2 separate regions of the Homo sapiens genome follow, and region 2 is linked to region 1. The links are chromatin loops, found by intact Hi-C in ENCODE. Cell type or tissue: B cell. All regions are shown on one strand. Each heading gives the region's core, and the rest is flanking DNA. Links, peaks and the distances in the headings are about the cores only.

Region 1 (9,848 bases), core at 2,310-4,809:
TCGATCTCCTGACTTCATGATCTGCCCGTCTTAGCCTCCCAAAGTGCTGGGATTACAGGTGTGAGACACCGCGCCCAGCCCTCTATTTTTTTTTCTTTTCTGAGACGGAGTCTCCCTCTGTTGCCTAGGCTGGAGTGCAGTGGCGCAATATCGGCTCGCTGCAAACTCCACCTCCCGGATTCAACAGATTCTCCTGCCTCAGCCTCCCAAGTAGCTGGGATTACAGGCACCTGCCACCACTCCTGGCTAATTTTTTTTATTTTTTATTTATTTATTTATTTTGAGACAGAGTCTCGCTCTGTCGCCAGGCTGGAATGCAGTGGCAGGATCTCGGCTCACTGCGACCTCTGACTCCCGGGTTCAAGCGATTCTCCTGCCTCAGCCTCCCGAGTAGCTGGGACTACAGGCACGCACCACCATGCCCAGCTAATTTTTGTATTTTTAGTAGAGATGGGGTTTCACCATGTTGGCCAGGATGGTCTCAATCTCTTGACCTCGTGATCCACCCACCTCGGCCTCCCAAAGTGCTGGGATTACAGGAGTGAGCCACCGTGCCCGGCTCTAATTTTTTATTTTTAGTAGAGATGGGGTTTCACCATGTTGGCCAGGCTGGTCTCAAACTTCCCACCTGAAGTGATCTGCCCAACTCAGCCTCACAAAGTGCTGGGATTACAGGCAGGAGCCACGGACCCAGGCCCCCTAATCTTCCCATTTTTAATAGAAATAAAAAATCTGGGCAGGTTGTTGTGGCACATGCCTGTAATCCCAGCACTTTGGGAGGCCAAGGGAGGCAGATCGCTTGAGCCCAGGAGTCTGAGACCAGCCTGGGCAACAGGACAAAACTCTACCTCTACAAAATATTTAAAAATTAGCCAGGCATGGTGGCACATGCCTGTAGTCCCAGCTACTCGGGAGGCTGAGATGGAAGGATCTATTGATCCCTAGAGGTGGAGGTGGCTGCAGTGAGCCATGATCCAGCCACTGCACTGCAGCCTGGAAAAAACAGTGAGATCTTGTCTCCAAAAAACAAAAAATCTGGATTTTTATTTGAAAAAGATGGCCCAATTTAACGTATATAAAGCCGGGTGCTGTGGCTCAAGCCTGTAATCTCAGCATTTTGGGAGGCTAAGGGAGGCAGATCATGTGAGGTCAGGAGTTCGAGACCAGCCTGGCCAACATGCTGAAACCCTGTCTCTACAAAAAATTAGCCATGCTGGGCACGGTGGCTCACGCCTGTAATCCCAGCACTTTGGGAGGCTGAGGCAGGCGGATCACGAGGTCAGGAGTTCGAGACCATCCTGCCTAACACAGTGCAACCCCATCTCTACCAAAAATACAAAAAACTAGCTGGGCGTGGTGGCGGGTGCCTGTAGTCCCAGCTACTTGGGAGGCTGAAGCAAGAGAATGGCATGAACCCATGGGGCGGAGCTTGCTGTGAGCCGAGATCCTGCCACTGCACTCCAGCCTGGGTGACAGAGCGAGACTCCATCTCAAAAAAAAAAAAAAAAAAAAAAAATGAGCCAGGCGTGGTGGCATGTGTGCCTATAATCCCAGCTACTTGGGATGCTGAGGCAAGAGAATCACTTGAATCTGGAAGGCAGAGGTTGCAGTGAGCCAAGATCATGCTATTGCACTTCAGCCTGGGCAACAAGAGTGAAACTCCATCTCAAAAAAAAAAAAAAAAAAAAAAGGAAAGAAAAGTCCGGGCATGGTGGCTTACACCTGTAATCCCAGCACTTTGGGAGCTTGAGGGGGGCAGATCACGAGGTCAGAAGATCAAGACCATCCCGGCTAACACGGTGAAACTCCATTTCTACTAAAAATACAAAAAATTAGCCAGGCATGGTGGAACGTGCCTGTACTCCCAGTTACTTGGGAGGCTGAGGCAGGAGAATCGCTTGAACCCGGGAGGCAGAGGTTGCAGTGAGCCGAGATCATGCCACTGTACTCCAGCCTAGGAGACAGAGTGAGACTCCGTCTCAAAAAAAAAAAAAAAAAAGGGATTGTCCTTGGGGAACTGGGGTTCTGAAAAGGTTGGCAATAATAATATTAAGAAGAAACACATATTGAATGCTCTGTAGGTGCTAAGCAGTGGGATAAGTTTTTACCGTGTTAATCTATGGATTACCTAGTGTGATTCTTAAAGTATAATTCTTATAGTATATATATATATATATATATATATAAATTTTGTGTGTGTGTGTGTGTGAGAGACAGTCTCCCTCTGTTGCCCAGAGTGGAGCATAGTGGTACAATCTCGGCTCACTGCAACCTCTGCCTCCCAGGTTCAAGCAATTCTCCCGCCTCAGTCTCCCTAGTAGCTGGGATTACAGGTGTGTGCCACCATGCCTGGCTAATTTTTGTGTTTTTAGTAGAGATGGGGTTTTGCTATGTTGGCCAGGCTGGTCTCGAACTCCTAACCTCAAGTGATCCACACGCCTCAGCCTCCCAAAGTGCTGGCTGGGATTACAGGTGTGAGCCAACACACCCAGCCTAATTCCTTTAGTTTAATTTTTTTTTTTTTTTTTTTAGACAGAGTCTCGCTGTGTCACCCAGGCTGGAGTGCAGTGATGCAATCTCGGCTCACTGCAACCTCCGCCTCCCAGGTTCAAGTGATTCTCCTGTCTCAGCCTCCCAAGTAGCTGGGATTACAGGCGCACACCACCACACACAGCTAATTTTTTGTATTTTAGTAGAGACGGATTTTCACTGTATTGCCAAGGCCTCCCAAAGTGCTAGGATGACAGGCGTGAGACACCACGCCCGGCCTAGAACAATTGTTATTTGGGTCACAGAACCCGCTGAGTATCTGATGGAAACTACAGATTCTCTCTCCAGAGAAGTGTACACACACAGGATTTAATGAGCTCCTCCTGTCTGAGGCAATAGGTTAGGGAACCAACTCTTGCAGAGGCAACCCCAGCCCTGTGTTTCTCCCCAGCCCTTCAGCAGGTCTGAGATGGGCAGGGTGAGGCTTGGCTGCCAGGCCCTGAGATATCTGCAGGTTCCTAGCCAAGAGGATTACTCCTGTTTCCCCACTTCCCAACTCCCTCCTCCTCACTTACGGCATCCAGTGGGGCTGACATGGGTCTCGGGTCTGTTTGGCAAGAGCTGAGGCTTCAGAGCTGGGCACAGTGGCAGAATTCACAGCAACTGAACTCTTGTTTGTACCCCCCAAAGGGCTGTGGTCTCTCTCAGCCCCAGCAAGACCCGAAATACACCTCAGGAGGCTCTGCTCGCAGGCTGTTTGCTTCCACTTTCATTTCCGTGAAATCCCTGCCTTCTGGCGCTCACATGCCGCCCCCTGCCGAGGCTTCCCCACCCCTGGGAGGAGCCTTCTTGGTCAGCAAAGTCGACTTCACTCAGCCAGGCTGCCTCAAGGAAAGCCACCTCACCCCAACTGCAAACTGGCCCCCATCAACCATTCCCAGCAATCTCCGACAAGCCCATTGGTAGACCCTGCTTTGTCAATGGATTATTTCCCTAGAGCCTAGAATAATGCTGGGCACATTGAACATTGATAAAATAATTGCTGAATGAGCTGGGTGCGGCGGCTCACACCTGTAATCCCAGCATTCTGGGAGGCCCAGGCGGGCAGATCACCTGAGGTCAGGAGTTAGAGACCAGCCTGGCCAACATGGTGAAACCCCACCTTTACTAAAAAAATACAAAAATTAGCCGGGCGTGGAGGTGCATTCCTGTAATCCCAGCTACTTGGGAGGCCGAGGCAGGAGAATAGCTGGAACCCGGAGGCAGAGGTTGCATTGAGCTGAGATGGTGCCATTGCACTCCAGCCTGGGTGACAAGAGTGAAACTCCATCTCAAAAAATAAATAAAACAATAATTGCTGAATGAATGAGAAACACAGTCAGGACAGATAACGCCCATAGTTCAAGTTCACAAAACTGCCGGGTGCGGTGGCTCACACCTGTAATCCCAGCACTTTGGGAGGCCCAGGTGGGCAGATCACCTGAGATCCCAAGTTAGACACCAGCCTGGCCAACGTGGTGAAACCCCGTCTTTACTAAAAAAATACAAAAATTATCCGGGTGTGGTGGTGTATTCCTGTAATCCCAGCTACTTGGGAGGCCGAGGCAGGAGAATAGCTGGAACCTGGGAGGCAGAGGTTGCATTGAGCCAAGATCGCGCTGTTGCACTCCAGCCTGAGTGACAAGAGCGAAACTCCATCTCAAAAAATAATAATTGCTGAATGAATGAGAAACACAATCAGGACAGATAAAGTCCACAGTTCAAGTTCACAAAACTGCCAGGCGCAGTGGCTCATGCCTTGTAATCCCAGCACTTTGGGAGGTCCAGGCGGGTGGATCACGAGACCATCCTGGCCACCATGGTGAAACCCTGTCCCTACTAAAATACAAAAAATTAGCCGGGCCGGATCACACCACTGCACTCCAGCCTGGGCAACAGAGTGAGATTCTGACTAAAAAAAAAAAAAAAGTGCCAATCCCAGCAGCTGGGCCCACTGGTAACATGTGCCTATAGTTCCAGCAGGTTGAGGCAGGAGGACTGCTTGAGCCCAGGAGTTCGAGGCCAGCCTGGGCAACACAGTGAATCTTGTCTCTTAAAAAAAAAAAAAAAAAAAAAAAAAAGGCTGGGTGCAGTGGCTCACGCCTGTAATCCCAGCACTTTGGGAGGCTGAGGCGGTGAATCACTTGAGGTCAGGAGTTTGAGACCAGCCTGACCAACATGGGGAAACCCTGTCTCTACTAAAAATACAAAAATTAGCCGGGCGTGGTGGCATGCGCCTGTAGTCCCAGCTACTCGGGAGGCTGAGACGGGGGAATCGCTTGAACCCGGGAGGCGGAGCTTGCAGTGAGCCGAGATCGTGCCACTGCACTCCAGCTGGGTGACAGAGCGAGACTCTGGCTCAAAAAAAAAAAAAAGAAAAAAGTTCACAAAACTGTTAACAGTGGCCAGCAAGGAGAGCTATCGTCTGCCCAACACGCTTGTGCCTTACATGAATTAACTCTTCAAAACAATGCCATGAAGTTGGTTCTATTTTCTTCACTTTACAGATGAGAAAATTGAGGCACAGAGCATTAGAAACTTGCCCAAGGTCACAGGGCTAGGAATCAAAGCATGGATCCAAACCTGGTAGGAACAGTATTTACACTTGGGCCTTGAGGTAGAGTGGAAAAAAATTTGCTGTATTTTTCCTCAAAAGTTTTAAATTCAGCCCCATTTCTGTGACCCTGAGTAGGCAAGCTACTTAATAGAAGTCTGTCTCAATAGAGATGCCTTAATACTTAAGTGTGTGAAGATTCAATTAAAAAGTTTCCTGGCTGGGTGCAGTGGCTCACACCTGTAATCCCAGCACTTTGGGACGCCAAGGTGGGTGGATCATGAGATCAGAAGTTCAAGACCATCCTGGCCAACATAGTGAAACCCCATCTCTTCTAAAAATACAAAAATTAGCTGGGTGTGGTAGCACACTCCTGTAGTCCTAGCTACTTGGGAGGCTGAGGCAGGAGAATCGCTTGAACCCCGGGGCGGGGCAGAAGTTGCAGTGAGCCGATAGTGCCACCTCGCTCCGGACTGGGTGGGTGAAAGAGCAAAACTCCATCTTAAAAAAAAGTGGCTGGGCGCGGTGGCTCACGCCTGTATTCCAGCACTTTGGGAGGCTGAGGTAGAACGATCACAAGGTCAGGAGATCCAGACCATCCTGGCTAACACGGTGAAACCCCGTCTCTACTAGAAATACAAAAATATTAGCCGGGCATGGTGGCAGGCGCCTGTAGTCCCAGCTACTCGGGAGGCTGAGGCAGGAGAATGGCGTGAACCCGGGAGGCGGAGCTTGCAGTGAGCCGAGATCGTGCCACTGCACTCCAGCCTGGGCAACAGAGCAAGCCTCTGTCTCAAAAAAAAAAAAAAAAAGTTTCCTAGTAACCTAGCCCAAAGTTTTTTCCAGTTACTCACCAATCCTACTTTTGGCCCCTTCCCGCCACCCCGCCCCCTCTGGTTCCCAAGTGCAAGTGTGGTACCTAGCAGACTTGGCAAACTGGCCTGTTTGAATCTTAGTTCCCTCTAGCGACAGAACCATTCAGATGGAGCACCTATTTCATTCATGAAACATGACTAGTTACAGTCCATTGAGAGATAAAATGCCAGATCCTAAGAACCAAATGTCTCTCCTGCACTACACAGTAGTGGCACAACCCAATGCCCCAAAGCTCCTTTGATCACTTTCTTTCAAGTCTCTGCCAGCCAGGCCATTTGAGGAGCACTCCCTTGTCCTATTAAACAGCTGCTCTAGGCTCAGGGATTCACCAAAGGCATCTGTCGTTACCACCAGGAGCAGGTCTCCAGGGTGGTCCCCATCTCACCTACACCAGTACCAGTGTCACCTGAAAACCTGCTAGAAACTCAGACCTACTGGATCAGTCTGAGGGCAGGATTTCAGCAATCCGTGGTTTAACAAACCATCCAGGTGACCTCTATCTGTGCTAAGGTTTGAGAATTTCAGGTTAGTGGTTCTCAATCAAAAATACCTGATCCCCACCACTCAGGGGCCTTTGGTTGTCACAAGGAGGGGCAGAGTGTGTGTGGCAGAGGTTCTCCTGGCATGTAATGGGTAGAAGCCAGGGAGGCTACACAATTCTTCACAGGGATTATCAGGCTAAGGACAGAGGCAGCATAAATCTCATTAAGGCAGATTTAACATTTTCCCAGCCCCTCATCCATCACCCAGCGTCTTTTTTTTTTTTTTTTTTTGAGATGGAGTCTTGCTGTTGTCAGACTGCAGTGCAGTGGTGCTATCTCAGCCCTCCCTGCAACTTCCGCCTCCCGGGTTCAAGCAATTCTCCTGCCTCAACCTCCCGAGTAGCTGGGACTACAGGCGTGCACCACCAGGCCCAGATAATTCTTAGTATTTTTTAGGAGAGACAAGGTTTCACCATGTTGGCCATCTCTTGACCTGGTGATCCGCTCGCCTTGGCCTCCCAAAGTACTGGGATTACAGGCGTGAGCCACCGTGCCCAGCCCACCCAGTGTTTCCTATTCAATAATGTTCTCCTTTTCACAGTCTGGTAATACATACAGCATGCAGACACAGGCTTTTTTTCTTTATAATTTTTAATGATCAAAACAAAGCATCTAAAACCGCAGTTTCTGGAAGAACCACTTGTTCTTGCCTGTCTTGTATCTAGAAGGGAAAAAAAGAGGACACCAATGAGGAAAGGAATGGAAATAGTGAAACCATACTCCACCATTCACTACCAAAGCCTACTTACCTCTCTTCAAACTTGACCTTGGCCTCCCGTCGGGCCTTGCGTTTAAGAGCAGGATCTCTGAAGACATCCTTATTGACGACAGTTTTGTCCAAGGGGATATCCACAGAGTACCTGGGGACAAAGGTGGAGAGGCAGGATTAGCCCACATACTGCCGGGGCCCCTATACAGCCCAAATCCTTGTGGGACACTAGGGAATCAGGGTCTGACTCCTTAGAAGCAACCATCAAAAGCCATGTCCCGATGACATTATCTGAAAATTCACACTTTTTTTTTTTTGAGACGGAGTCTGAATCTTTCGTCCAGGCTGGACTGCAGTGGTGTGATCTCAGCTCATTGCAAGTTCCGCCTCCCGGGTTCACGCCATTCTCCTGCCTCAGCCTCCCGAGTAGCTGGGACTACAGGTGCCCGCCATCAGGCCTGGCTAATTTTTTGTATTTTTTTAGTAGAGACGGGGTTTCACAGTGTTAGCCAGGACGGTCTTGATCTCCTGACCTCGTGATCCGCCCGCCTTGGCCTCCCAAAATGCTGGGATTATAGGCGTGAGTCACCGCATCCGGCCTGAAAATTCACTTTTAACATTTATTGGATTCAAGCCAATAAAATGTAAAATTCAATGTTTCATTCTCAATTTCCCACAACTACTTTATTTTTCTAGCTAAGAATCATCAAATGAGGCCCTCCCCCACTTTTTGAGACACAGTCTCGCTGTTGCCCAGGCTGGAGTGCAGTGGCGCAATCTCGGCTCACTGCAACCTCCGCCTCCTAGGTTCACGCCCTTCTCCTGCCTCAGCCTTGCGAGTAGCTGGGACTACTACAGGCGCCTGCCACCATGCCTGGCTAATTTTTTGTACTTTCAGTAGAGACGGGGTTTCACTGTGTTAGCCAGGATGGTCTCGATCTCCTGATCTCGTGATCCGCTTGCCTCGGCCTCCCAAAGTGCTGGGATTACAAGCCTGAGCCACTGTGCCCGGCCAAATTAGGCCTTCTTGACTTTCATCATGACAGTTAGCTAACTTTCTACTTGAAATCATTTCCTTATTGTTCAAGTTCTGCCAATGCAGTCACTCTCATGACAGCCCAAACACTAGCTGCCTCAACCCCACCACATCCCAGCACCCAAGAAACAGCTCTCTCTGCCCTTTTATTATTATTTTTATTTTTTGAGATGGAGTCTCGCTCTGTCACCCAGGCTGGAGTGCAGTGGTGCCATCTCAGCTCACTGTAGCCTCCACCTCCCAAACTCAAGCGATTCTCCCACCTCAGCCTCCGGAATAGCTGGGATTACATGTGCCAGCCACCATGCCCAGCTAATTTTTTTTAGTAGAGATGAGATTTCATCACGTTGGCCAGGTTGGTCTCGAACTCCTGACCTCAAGCGATCCACCTGCCTCGGCCTCCCAAAGTGCTGGGATTACAGGCGTGAGCCATGGTGTCCGGCCTCTCTCTGCCCCTTTAGGTCAGCCAACCCAGAGTAAATGTGCAATACCAGCAGCAAACTTTAAGGTGCATGCTGCTGGGTTCTGGCAATTATTGTTCAGGACTTTCTCAATTCTCGCACCTCTTTTGCTGGAGGTGCAGTGGTGTGATCTCGGCTCCCTGCAATCTCCACCTCCCAGGTTCACCGTGTTAGCCAGTGCGGTCTCGATCTCCTGACCCTGTGATCCGCTCGCCTCGGCCTCCCAAAGTGCTGGGATTGTAGGCGTGAGCCACTGTGCCCGGCCTTGCACCTCTTTGAGACGGAGCTTTGCTCTCCTTGCCCAGGCTGGAGTACAATGGTGTGATCTTGGCTCACTGCAACCTCCACCTCCCGGGTTCAAGCGATTCTTCTGCCTCAGCCTCCCAAATAGCTGGGATTACAGGATTACCATGCCCAGCTAATTTTGTATTTTTAGTAGAGACAGGGTTTCACCATGTTGGTCAGGCTAGTCTCAAACTCCTGACCTCAGGTGATCCATCCGCCTTGGCCTCCCAAAGTGATGGGATTACAGGCGTGAGCCATTGTGCCCGGCCTCTTGTACTTCTTAAAAAACACTTGTACTGGCCGGGCACGGTGGCTCACGCCTGTAATCCCAGCACTTTGGGAGGCTGAGGTGGGCAGATCACGAGGTCAGGAGATCGAGACCATCCTGGCTAACATGGTGAAACCCCGTCTCTACTAAAAATACAAAAAAAAAAAAATTAGCCAGGTGTGGTGGCAGGTGCCTGTACTCCCAGCTACTCGGGAGGCTGAGGCAGAAGAATGGTGTGAGATCCCGCCACTGCACTCCAACCTGGGCGACTCCGTCTCAAAAAAAAACAAAACAAAACAAAACACTGTACTAAGACAGTGTATGTCCCCAGACTAAAGGGCCCAACAGGTGAGTAAAATTAATTGGGGAAGACTTGCTTTCACGCACTCACAGACTTTTTGAAACCTATTGTATTTATCCTTGAGGGTGGAACAGTGGAAGAGGGCAGATCAGACCCCATGCCTGTGTTTACTGTGGATGGAAAACAATCTTTACCCAACACTTAAAAGATGGATCAAAGGCAAAACTGGAAACCATAGCCACTTTATGAGTTGAAGATGAACATTTTGGAAATGATATCCCTTCCTG
Region 2 (12,674 bases), core at 4,183-6,682, 330 kb before region 1:
CTGCAGTCCCTTGGAATGTGGCAGCTGGGGACGGCATTGCTCAACTTCTGATACTCCCTTACATTCCTTTAGGATCCAGTTCTTGTATGAGAAACAGAGATTTTGGTAGCACAGATTATCAAGGCAAAGTGGCTTATTGGGCCAGCAAAATTTCTGACACTCATCCTGTGTGCTCTGTGCATATTCAAGGGAGGAAGTTTGAGGGAATGATTGATACGGGTGCTGATGTTTCTATTATTGCTTTACATCAATGGCCCCAACACTGGCTAAAGGAGCATATGTCCACAGCATTAGTTGGTGTTGGTGACGCTTCAGAAGTATATGCAAGCTCCACAATTTTACATTGCATGGGCCCTGAAGGACAAATGGGAACTATCTGCCCCCTCATTACACCCATTCCTGTTAACCTGTGGGGAAAAGATCTTTTATATCAATGGGGGACATAGATTTCTTTTCCACAAGGCAGTTACAGCCAGCAAAGTAAAGACATTATGACAAAAATGGGATTTGTTCAAGATATGGGCTTGGGAAAATCAGCACAAGGCATCACCGAGCCTATTATACCTACCCATAAACCAGATTCTACAGGACTTGGTTATTCTTTTTAGAAGTGGTCACTATCAAGTCTCCAGATCCCATCCCTTTGACTTGGAAAACTCAGAAACTGGTTTGGGTAGATCAGTGGCTGCTCCCAAAAAATAAGCTGGAGGCACTTCATATTTTGGTTCTTGAACAGTTAAAATTGGGTCAAACCCTCTTTTTCTCCCTGGAATTCACCTGCCTTTGTTATCCAAAAGAGGTCTGGTAAGTGGAGAATGCTTACTGATCTTAGGGCAGCAAATGCTGTCCTTCAACCTATGGGGACATTACAGCCTGGTTTGCCCTCCCCCACTATGATTCCCAAGTATTGGCCACTTATCATCATTGACCTTAAAGATTGCTTGTTTTACATTCCTCTGGCCCCTCAGGACTTTGAAAAATTTGCTTTCACAGTTCCAACCCTTAACAACATCCCTCCTGCAGCACATTACCATTGGAAAGTCCTACCTCAAGGTATGCTTAATAACTCTACTATTTGTCAATATTATGTGGGGACCATACTAAAGCCAGTAAGAGATCAGTTTCCCCAATGTTATGTCATTCATTACATGGATGATATTCTTTGTGCAGCACCTTCACGCTCTGTATTAATATCTTGTTTCTCTGCAGTACAACAAGCAGTTGCAGCAGCTGGTTTGGTTATCGCTCCAGAAAAAATTCAGACTTCTTCCCCTTATCACTATTTAGGAATGCAGCTAGAGGACAAGGTTATTAAGCCCAAAAAAGTTCAATTCAGATGAGATTCTTTAAAAACTCTAAATGATTTCCAAAAATTACTTGGAGATATTAATTGGATTCATCCCTCCTTAGGCATTCCTACATATGCTATGTCTAATCTTTTTGCAACGTTACGGGGCAATCCTGATTTACACAGCAAAAGGTCTCTGACTCCTGAGGTGGATTCTGAATTACAACTTATAGAAAAACGCATTGAACAGTCTCAGGTTACCAGAGTGAATCCACATTTACTTTTTGAAATACTAATTTTTCCTACTGAACATTCACCAACAGGACTCATTATTCAGGGACATAATTTAATTGAATGGTGTTTTCTTCCACACAGCTCTTTACGGACACTTACTATTTACTTAGATCAAATTTCTATCTTAATTGGTCAGGCTCGTTCTCGTCTCCTTCATCTTTTGGGTACAGAGCCCAAAAAAATCATTGTTCCCCTCACCCGATTACAAGTCCAACAGGCTTTTGCAACCTGCATCTCTTGGCAAGTACATTTGGCAGGTTTCCCGGGTATAACTGATAATCACTATCCTAATGTAAAATTATTTCAGTTCCTTAAACTCCTTGGATTTTGCCTAACATTACTAGAAACACCCCATTAGCTGAAGCTGCCACTGTTTTTACTGATGCTTCCTGTAATGGCCGAGCAGCATATATGGGTCCAAGAGAACATGTTCTTAACACAGGAGCTATTTCAGCACAGTGAGCTGAGCTGTTTGGTATCATGGCTGTTCTTGAATATTTCCCTGAAGCAGTTAACATTGTTTCTGATTCGGCGTATGTAGTACATGTTGCTCACAACATTGAAACTGCCTGAATCAAATTTCTGCCTGATGACAACCTACTTTTTCTTTTCCAAAGGTTTCAGTCCATACTCAGATCAAGGTCTTCTCCTTCCTACATTACTCATATTCGGGGTCACACAACCCTCCCCAGACCTCTCTTGGCAGCAAATGCCAGAGCTGATACATTACTTGCTCCCGTTTTTACATATGCAGAAAATTTTCATACTTTAACTCATGTCAATGCTGTGGGACTCTGAAAAAAGTTCCCCCTCACATGGAAACAAGCTAAAACCATTGTATGTCACTGTCCTACTTGTCAAGTGTTAATTTTACATCCACTTTCTTCAGAAGTTAACACTAGAGGACTTTCACAGAATGCTCTCTGGCAAATGGATATGACTCATTATGCTGCTTTTGGCAAGCTGTCTTTTATACATGTAACTATTGATGCTTTTTCTCATTTTGTCTGGGCCACTTGTCAAACAGGGGGAAAGTATGGCTCATGTTAAATGACACATACTTTCATGTTTCTCGGTTATGGGCTGTCCCAAGAAACTAAAAACTGACAACAGCCCCAGCTACACTAGTGCTGCTTTTAAAAAGTTCACTCAGACATGGGCAATTACTCACACAACTGGCATCCCCTATAACTCTCAAGGACAGACCTTGGTGGAACGAGCCAATAAAACACTCAAAGAGCAACTTCGGAAACAGGACACTAAAACAGAGGGATGCTGCTACCCCTTATGCTCAGTTAGTTAAATCTGGCTGCTTTTATACTGAAATTTCTTAAACCTACTAAGAAATCAACTTTTTACAACAGCAGAACAACATTTCACTGGAAATAAATTTGATCCACAAAAAGGAATGCACGTATGGTGGAAGGATGCAAAAACTAACAAATGGGAATTAGGCACTGTCGTAACATGGGGTAGGGGTTTTGCTTGTGTTTCCCCAGGAAAAGGACAACAACCTGTGTGGGTTCCCTCCCGACAACTGAAATTGCACCATAACTCCCAAGAAGAAACACTCCCAGAAACAAAAGGCAAAGACCCCTCTGAAACCAAAGAGCAAGTATCACCGCCTGACACATAAACTTCATGACCTCGACATTGAGACAAAATCTCGCCGTGTGACCTACAACACCACTCATTTAACTCCACCAACTTGGGGTCAAATAAAGGTCTTATCCCATCAACAGAAAAATCATTAAGAGAAAAATGAATCCCCAAAACGACAGGTAATATAATTCTGGCTGCCTTTATGGTAGTCAGTGCAGTGGTGAGTATACCACCAGTTTGGGCAACTCAAAATTATACCTACTGGGCATGTGTTCTTTTCCCCCTTTAATTCAGTCTGTCTCCTGGATGGACTCCTCAGTAGAAGTTTACACTAATAATAGTGCATTCATGCCGGTCCCTAATGATGATAGGTTTCCAGCTCAACCAGAATAAGAAGGTATGCACTTTAATCTGTCAATTGGCTATAAATATCCACCACTATGCACTGGGATGTCGCCTGGCTGTTTAGTTTATTCTTACCAGAATTGGATGTGGACAGTACCGTCCTTTACAAATGATTCTTATCAAGTACATAATGTGTTCAGTAGCAATTCTTTTCAACTTCTGTTAAACTTAATCCACAAGAGGAATGGTGGGTTCTGGTCACTACTAACAGCAATAAAACAAAAGGACTGCCAGACTGCCCAAAGGAATCTACAAAGGGACCTTTTCTGGTGAATTCAATTTTATGGAATAATTGTAATGCCATTATTGGCGGGATTGCTCCAGCCAGAATACGACATGCTCAGAGTTCAATTATTTGTTACAATATTAGAGGACGGATGGCAGTCCTACAGGTTGAGAGAATGGGTGTCTCCTTACCCATTCAAATGGATGAACACAGGCATTGTTCCTTCTAGACCAAAAATGATTCATCCCATTGTTACCCCAGAACATCCTGAATTATGGAAATTAGCTGCAGCTATGACAGGAATAAGGATATGGAGTGCTACCTATCAACTCTCTCCCACTAATATCAAAACACCCACATTCAACATCACCTTGATGTCTGAACAGGTGATACGTATCAGGAGCTGTGTCAAACCCCCTTACATGCTGTTGGTTGGAAATATAATTATCATTCCCAATACACAAAATATAGAATGTGATAATTGTAAGCTGTTCATGTGCATTGATGCTACTTTTAATCCCACAACAAGTATTCTATTCGTAAGGGCTAGGGAGGGGGTATGGATACCAGTTTCTTTACATCATCCATGGGAGTCTTCCCCCTCTATACACATAGTCAATGAAGTTCTTAAAGGTATCCTGAAAAGAACAAAGTGATTTATTTTTACTGTTATTGTAGTCATTGCAGGTCTAATTGCGGTTTCTGCAACAGTGGCAACCGCTGGAGTTGAGATCCACAGTTCTGTTCAAACCACTCAATATGTTGAAGCATGGCAAAAAAACTCCTCCAGACTTTGGAATTCTCAGACTCAAATTGATCAAAAGTTAGCTAATCAAATTAATTATCTCCACCAAAGTGTAATATGGCTGGGAGATACAGTTATGAATTTGGAACACCGTATGCAATTACAATGTGATTGGAATACTTCTGATTACTGTATAACACCTTATGCTTATAATAAAGATCAGCATAGCTGGGAATCGGTCTCAAGACATTTAAAAACCTGGGATGATAACTTAACCTTGGATATTTCAAAACTTAAAGAACAAATTTTTGAGGCTTCACAGGCTCATTTATCCACTGTTCTGGGCTCAGACATTTTTGAAGGAATAGCTAAAGAATTATCTGATCTTAATCCCTTTAAATGGATCAAACCCCTCAGAGGATCATTGTTGTCACTGGCATTATTAATATTGGTATGCTTATGTTGTCTACTTTTAGTCTGCAGATCCCGCAAGGAATCCGAAGACAAGTCCAAAGTCAACGACAAGCAATGATGGCAATGGTGATCCTAGTTAATAAAAAGCGGGGAGATGTGGGTGGCAAGCCACCCAGGTGCCGAGGCAAGAGACCGAGAGCACGAGCTGTTCCAGTGTAATAAAATATATAAAATAACAAGAGTTATACTGATATAGCTCATAGATATGATTATATATAAATACCATTAATCATTAGTTTGTAGTAATTACTCTTTATTCAAATATTATAATAATCCTCACTCTACAATCATAACCTAGAAAAAGGCAGGCCATGCAGAGATAGGAGCTGAGGGGACATGGTGAGAAGTGACAAGAAGACAAGAGTGTGAGCCTTTTGTTATGCCCAGGCAGGGCCACCAGAGGGCTCCTTGGTCTAGCAGTAATGCCAGCGTCTGGGAAGATGCCCGTACCAAGCGGACCATGGTCTAGTGGTAGCGTCAGTGCCAAGGAAAAGCACCTGCTACTGAGCAGACCAGGAAAGGGAGTCTCCCTTTCCCCAGGGGAGTTTAGAGAAGACTCTACTCCACCATCTCTTATGGAGGGCCTGACATAAGTCAGGCCTGCCTGCAGTTATCCAGAGGCCTGACCGTCTCCCTGTGATGCTGTGCTTCAGTAGTCATGCTCCTGGTCTGCTTTCATGTTCCATCCTGTACACCTGGCTCTGCCTTCTAGATAGCAATAGCAGAATTACTGAAAGTATTAAAAGTCTCTGAAATGCAGAAATAATGGTGTAAGCTGTCTCTCCTCTCTCTCCGCCTCGGCTGCCAAACAGGGAAAGGCTCCCTTTCCAGTGGATGCATGACCCACGTGACCTTACCTATCATTGGAGATGGCTAACACTCCTTACCCTGCCCCCTTGTCTTGTATCCAATAAATAACAGCGCAGCCTGGAATTTGGGGCCACTACTGGTCTCCACGTCTTGGTGGTAGTGGTCCCCCAGCCCCAGCTGTCTTTTCTTTTATCTCTTTGTCTTTTGTCTTTGTTTCTATGATCTCTTGTCTCCGCACACGGGGAGAAAAACCCACAGACCCTGTAGGGCTGGCCCCTACAGGCTCTCAACTGTGTCTCTGTTCAGCCCTGCTGTAGGGCTCTCAACCTTCTGCCTGTTTGGCCTGGCAATGAGGCCCTCAACCCTATCCCTCCACAGCCTGGTTATCCATCTCTCACTTCTGCTTCTCCTTTGGTGCATCAGGCTCCCTCGAAGCCTGTCCTGCAGTTACTGCAGCAGCCTTGATTTCTCAACCCTAAAAGACCTGCCCAGCAGGTAATCGCACCTCATCCTGGCTTACAGGTTCTTGATTCTTCCTCTATTCAAAACTCGAATCTCTTTTTGGCTTCTGGTCCGGTTACCACTGCTGTTGCCACCACCATGGCTGCTCATAAGCAACAGGTTACATACATTCCTGAAAATGACACTCCTCTTATGAGAGCCATTTCTCAAGCCAGGGAGTATGGGCATCCTGAGGCCTAGCAACTTCCTCTTATTCTACATCCCCATATACCTGCCGCTCCTGTTGCTGTGGCACAGGATCAGCCACAGCCCGCTGATCCTGCTCAGCAGGTGGCTGATCACACGGCTCCCCAAGGTCCGCAGCCTGAAAATCAGGCTCCTCAGGCAAATAATCAGGCTCCTCAACCTATACCATAAATGCTTGCTGCTGTAGCGCAGCCAGCTCCAGGTATACCTGCAGTCCAGGCAGTAGTCCAACCAGATCCTTTTCATCCAGGCCAGGTCCAGTTACTCCCTGCTACACGGGAAAGTTTTTCTTTTAAATTCCTCAAAGATTTCAAAGAATCAGTGAAACAATACAGCACCATCTCCCCTTTTGTGCATTCCACATTAAAAGCTCTAGCAGAGGATAAACGTTTGGTGCCTTATGACTGGGGAATTCTAGCAAAATCAGTATTATCTGAATCCCAATATTTATAATTCAGGACTTGGTGGGTTGATGCTGTCCACGATCGAGTTCAGCTTAATCAAGGCTCTAATCCTCCTGTTAATATTACAGCTGACCAGTTATTGGGAATGGGACAATGGCCTGCAATTACAAATCAAACTATACTAAATGATGAGGTCATTCAACAGCTTCGCAAATGCTGCCTATATACTAATAGTAGTGCATTTATACCAGTCCCTAACGATGACAGGTTTCCTGCTCAACCAGAGGAAGAAGGTATGCAGTTTAATTTGTCAATTGGATATAAATACCCGCCATTGTGCATAGGAATGTCACCTGGCTGCTTAGCTTTCTCTAATCAAAATTGGATATGGACTGTACCGTCCTCTAATAATGATTCTTATCAAGTACATAATGAGTTTAGTAGTAATTCTTTTCAGATCATGACTGTTAAACTTAATCCTCATGAGGAATGGAGAGTTCCCGTCACTACCAAACATAATACAACAAAAGGACTGCTAGACTGTTCAAGTGAACCTACCAGGGAACCTTTTACAGTTGAAACTATTGTATGGAATGATTGTAATGCTCCAAAAGCAGTAGTGTTACAGGGCCTGATTACAGGTGGTTATTGACTGGGCTCCAAGAGGATATTATTGGCTAAATTTTTCCAGCCTAAATGCCAAATATTCTGAGTTCAACTATTTGATAGATTATGTAGAGGAGGGATGGCAGTCCTACAGGCTGAGGGAATGGGTGTCTCCTTACCCATTCAAATGGATGGACAAAGTGATCATTCCTCCTAGACCAAAAGTGATTCATCCTATTGTTACCCCAGAACATCCTGAATTGTGGAAATTGGCTGCTGCCATGACTGGAATTAGGATATGGAATGTAACCTATCAGATCATTCCCACTAATACCAAGACAGACGTATACAAAGTCACCTTGATGTCTGAACAGGTGATACCTAGCAGGAGCTGTGTAAAATCCCCTTATATGCTATTAGTCGGAAATATAATTATCACCCCCCAACAGCCAAACCATAGAATTTGATGATTGCAAATTGTTTACATGTATTCGTGTTACATTTCATCCCATAACAAGTATTCTCCTGGTAAGGGCTAGGGAGGGGGTAAGGATACCGTTTCTTTACACCACCCTTGGGAGTCTTCTCCCTCTATTCATATAGTCAATGAAATCCTTAAAGGAATCCTTAAGAGAACGAAGAGATTCATCTTTACTCTTATTGCAGTCATTGCAGGATTAATTGCTGTCACTGCCACAGCAATGGCAGCTGGAGTTGCTATCCACAACTCTGTTCAGACCACTCAATATGTGGAAGTGTGGCAAAAAAACAAACAAACAAACAAAAACTCCACCAGACTCTGGAATTCTCAGGCTCAAGTTGATCAAATTTGGCTAATCAAATTAATGATCTCCACCAGAGTGTGATATGGCTGGGAGATAGAGTTATGAATTTGCAACACCGTATGCAATTACAATGTGATTGGAATAATTCTGATTATTGCATAATGCCTTATGCTTATAAAAAAGATCAGCATAGCTGGGAAAAAGTCATGAGACATTCAAAGCCTGGGATGATAATCTAACTTAAGATATTTCAAAACTGAAAGAGCAAATTTTGGGGGCCTCACAGGCTCACTTAACTACCGTTCCTGGCTCTCATATTTTTGAGGAAATCACCAAAGTATTATCCGATCTTAATCTTTTTAAACGGATCAAACCCCTTAGAGGTTCACTATTGTCACTAGCATTACTGATATTGGTGTGTTTATGTTGTCTGCTTTTAGTATGCAGATGTCTTCAGGGAGTCCGATGAAAAGCCCAAAGTCAACAAGCAATGATGGCAATGATGATCCTAGTCAATAAAAAGAGGGGAGATTTGGGCAGCTGTGGACGAAGGATTACCCAGGTGCCAAGACAGGAGACTGAAGGCACAAACTGTAGCAGTATAATAAAGAAAATAGTTAGAATAAAGAATACTTACAATACAAATTAGATATAGAGATGATCATGGACAATTATCAATCAATAATGTATAAACATTATTAATCATTAGCTTTTAATATTAGTCTTTGTTGCATTACTAATATAACCTAGGAATAATTGATGGGTGTAGGATCATGTACTGAAGGGACATTGTGAGAAGTGACCTAGAAAGCAAGAGGTGAGCCCTCTGTCATGCCCACATAAGGGCCGGTTGAGGGCTCCTTGGCCAAGCAGTAATGCCAGTGCCTGGGAAGGCACCCGTTACTTAGCAGACCAAGAAAGGGAGTCTCCCTGTTCTTGGAGGAGTCAGGAAACACTCTGCTTCACCACCTCCTTGTGGGAGGCTTTATATTATCCAGGCCTGCCCTGCAGTCATCTGGAGGCCTAAACCCCTCCCCGTGGTGCTGTGCTTCAGTGGTCATGCTCCTTGTCCACTTTCATGTTCCTCCTGTACTCCTGGTTCCTCTTTGAAGTTCATAGTAGATAGTGGTAGAAGAAATAGTGAAAGTCTTAAAATCTTTGAACTTTCTTATAAGTGCCTAGAAGAAAACACTGATGTATGCTGCCTTTCCTCTCTGCTTCAGCTACCTAAAAGGGAAGGGCCCCCTGTCCCATGATCATGTGACTTGCTTGAGCTTATCAATCACTTGGACGTCTCACCCTCCTTACTCTTCCCCCTTTGTCTTGTATGTAATAAATATCAGCGAGCCCAGCCATTCCGGGCCCCTACTGGTCTCTGCGTCTTGGTGGTAATGGTCCCCTGGGCCCAGCTGTTTTCTCTTTATCTCTTTGTCTTGTGTCTTTATCTCTTATAATCTCTCATCTCCATACATGGGTAGAACACCCACTAAACCCTGTAGGGCTGGACCCTACAGGCGGCAAGCTACCCAGGTGCTGAGGCAAGAGACCGAAGGCACAAGATGTTCCAGTATAATAAAATATATAGAATAAGAATAGTTATACTAGAAATAGAATACAGATATGATCATATATGAATATTAATCATTAGTTTGTAGATTTACTCTTTATTCCAATATTATAATAATATCTGTTTTACAATTATAACCTAGAAAAAATTAGGCCATACAGAGATAGGAGCTGAAAGGACACGGTGAGAAGTGACCGGAAGACAAGAGTGTGAGCCCTCTGTCATGCCCGGACAGGGCCACTAGAGGGCTCCTTGGTCTAGCGGTAACGCCAGTGCCTGGGGAGGCACCCGTTACTTAGCAGACTGGTCTAGTGGTAGCGCCAGTGCCTGGGAAGGCACCCGTTACTTAGCAGACCAGGAAAGGGAGAGAGTTAGAGAAGACTCTGCTCCACCACCTCTTGTGGAAGATCTTTGTCAGGCCCACCCGCAGCCATGCCCACAGCCATCTGGAGGCCTAAACGTCTCCCTGTGATGCTGTGCTTCAGTGGTCACGCTCCTTGTTCATTTTCATGTTCCACTCTGTGCACCTAGCCTGGCCTTCTAGACAGCGGTAGCAGAATTAGTGAAAGTATTAAAGTCTTTGATCTTTCCGAGAAATGCATAGAAGAAATAATGACGTAAGCTGTCCCCTCTCTGTCTCCACCTCAGCTACCAAATAGGGAAGGGCCCCTGTCCAGTGGTCACGTGACTCACGTGACCTTACCTATCATTGGAGATGACCTGCACTCCTTACCCTGCCCCCTTGCCTTGTATACAATAAGTAACAGCACAGCCAGGCATTCGGGGCCACTACCGGTCTCCGCGTCTTGGTGGTAGTGTTCACCCGGGCCCAGCTGTCTTTTATTCTATCTCTTTGTTTTGTGTCTTTATTTCTATGATCTATCATCTCCACACACAAGAGAAAACCCCAAAGGCCCTGTAGGGTTGGACCCTACATCTGGCGCCCAACGAGAATTTCTCTCTCGCTGTGTGAAGTTGCACTTTGAGCGTGAAACACAGCAGAGGATTTCAATGACAGATTCCTGAGGATTGAGGTCAATAAGCTTGGTGGTAAGCTTGGGCACTCAGAGTATCCCGGGGACACCAAGGGACAGGCCTGTACTAAGTACTCAGCTTATTTAAATTTTATAAAAACTCTCCTTAAAGAAGGAGTGGTTAAAAGTATCTACTGATAAGTTAATTGAACTGTTTGATGTTGTAGATCTTCTTTGCCCTTGGTTTCCTACTGAGGGAACTTTAGAACTTAAGGATTGGGATGAGATTGGCAGACATTCAAAATTGCTCATAAAGGCGGGCATATTATTCCACCCCCAATTTGGTCAATCTGGGCTTCGGTTCGCTCTGTCCTAGACTCTTTACAGACTCAGGAGGACAACATGGAGACTGATCCCTCTTTCCTCTGAGGAGGCTGAGGAAGTGCTTAGTTCTTTTTCACCTGAGGATACTGCACAGATTGAGGCCATAGTTCTACAGATGGACCTCCACTCTGATATTCCTTTGGTGCCACCACCTACGCCAGAGCCTACCATGCCCCGGTTATCGCTTTATGATGAACTTTTAACTGATCTGAATGAATTTATTTCCCCCAACCAGCAAAATCCAGCTGAAAGATATTATCAACAGCCATCACAGCTGTACCCTCCTACCTTTCCTCAAACTCTCAACTCTCCAGCTATGCAGATAGAAAATGAGATGATGCAGCCTGAAAAAGAGGCTCTAAACTATGTTTTCATGCAGCCTGGTACAGAGGCTCCAATTTCTACACAGCCCGGTGAAGAGGCTCTCAATTCCCTGCCTGGTAATGAGGCCCTGAACCCTATCCCTGTTCAGCCCTGCTGTAGAGCTCTCAACTTCTTGCCTATTCAGCCTGGTAATGAGGCCCTCAACCCTATCTCTGTTCAGCCCCGCTGTGGGGCTCTCAACTTTCTACCAGTTCAGCCCAGTTATGAGGCCCTCAACCCTATCCATATTCAACCTATTTTTCCACCTCTCTCTTCTCGTTCTCTTTTGACAAGTCAGTCTCCCTTGAAGCCTGGACCTCTCTTGGTAAATCAGGCTCCCTTGAAGCCTGGGTCTCTTTCAGAAATCAGGCTCCTTTGAAGCCTGGGTATCTTTTGGCAAATCAGTCTCCCTCGAAGCCTGGGTCTCTTTCGGCAAATCACACTTCCTTGAAGCCTGGGTCTTTTCTGACAAATCAGGCTCCCTTGAAACCTCAGGCTCCCTTGAAGCCTGGTCCACAGTTACTGCGGCAGCCTCAGGCCCATGAAAGACCTGCCCAGCAGGTAATCTCGTCTCATCCTGGCCTACAGGTTCTCAACTCTTCCTCCATTCAAAATTCCAAACTTTTTCCTGCTTCTGGTCCAGTTGCTACTGTGGTGGCCAATACCACCATTGCCGCTCATAAGCAATGAGCTATATACATCCCTGAAAATGACACTCCTTTTATGAGGGCTATAGCTCAGACAAGAGAATATGGGGATCCCGAAGCCTGGCAATTTCCTGTAATTTTACAACCTCCAATACCCGCCGTCCCAGTGGCACAAAATCAGCCACAGCCTGCTGATCCTTCTCAGCAGGCAGCTGATCCCGCAACCCGTCAAGATCAACAGCCTGACAATCAGGCTGCTCAGGAAAATAATCAGGCTCCACAACTGCCTGCCGCTGAGACACAGCCAGTTCCTGATGTTCCAGTAGTTCAGGCAGTAGTTCAACCTGACCCTATACATCCAGGCCAGGTTCAGCTATGTCCCGCTACTTAGG

Evidence for each region. Peaks named below come from ENCODE experiments on the same cell type or tissue, not always from the same donor. Only the 100,000 strongest peaks of a DNase experiment are listed, where the experiment ranks them.
Region 2: a loop joins it to region 1, with 21 times the contacts of the local background. A loop is called at or near these places in 11 of 110 quality-filtered maps.

What each region holds. Positions count from the first base shown.
Region 1 is chr17:43,000,186-43,010,033 of GRCh38, reverse strand. It overlaps IFI35 (interferon induced protein 35), which reads right to left and starts at 3,250. Exons shown (of 7, transcript NM_001330230.2): 1 at 3,066-3,250. The coding sequence starts at 3,086. It overlaps RPL27 (ribosomal protein L27), which reads right to left. Exons shown (of 5, transcript NM_000988.5): 4 at 7,251-7,361; 5 at 7,075-7,162. The coding sequence ends at 7,114. RefSeq lists an enhancer at 3,081-3,390. In B cell, for the core only: a CTCF peak has its summit at 3,314 (motif pointing left); a DNase peak (open chromatin) is centred at 3,273; H3K4me3 peaks cover 745 bases; H3K27ac peaks cover 1,128 bases.
Region 2 is chr17:43,331,867-43,344,540 of GRCh38, reverse strand. No RefSeq gene overlaps it. Among named protein-coding and RNA genes, the nearest start is that of LINC00910, 51 kb to the left of the region's middle. RefSeq lists a silencer at 5,433-5,482. In B cell, for the core only: CTCF peaks have their summits at 5,203 and 5,408 (motif pointing right); a DNase peak (open chromatin) is centred at 5,460.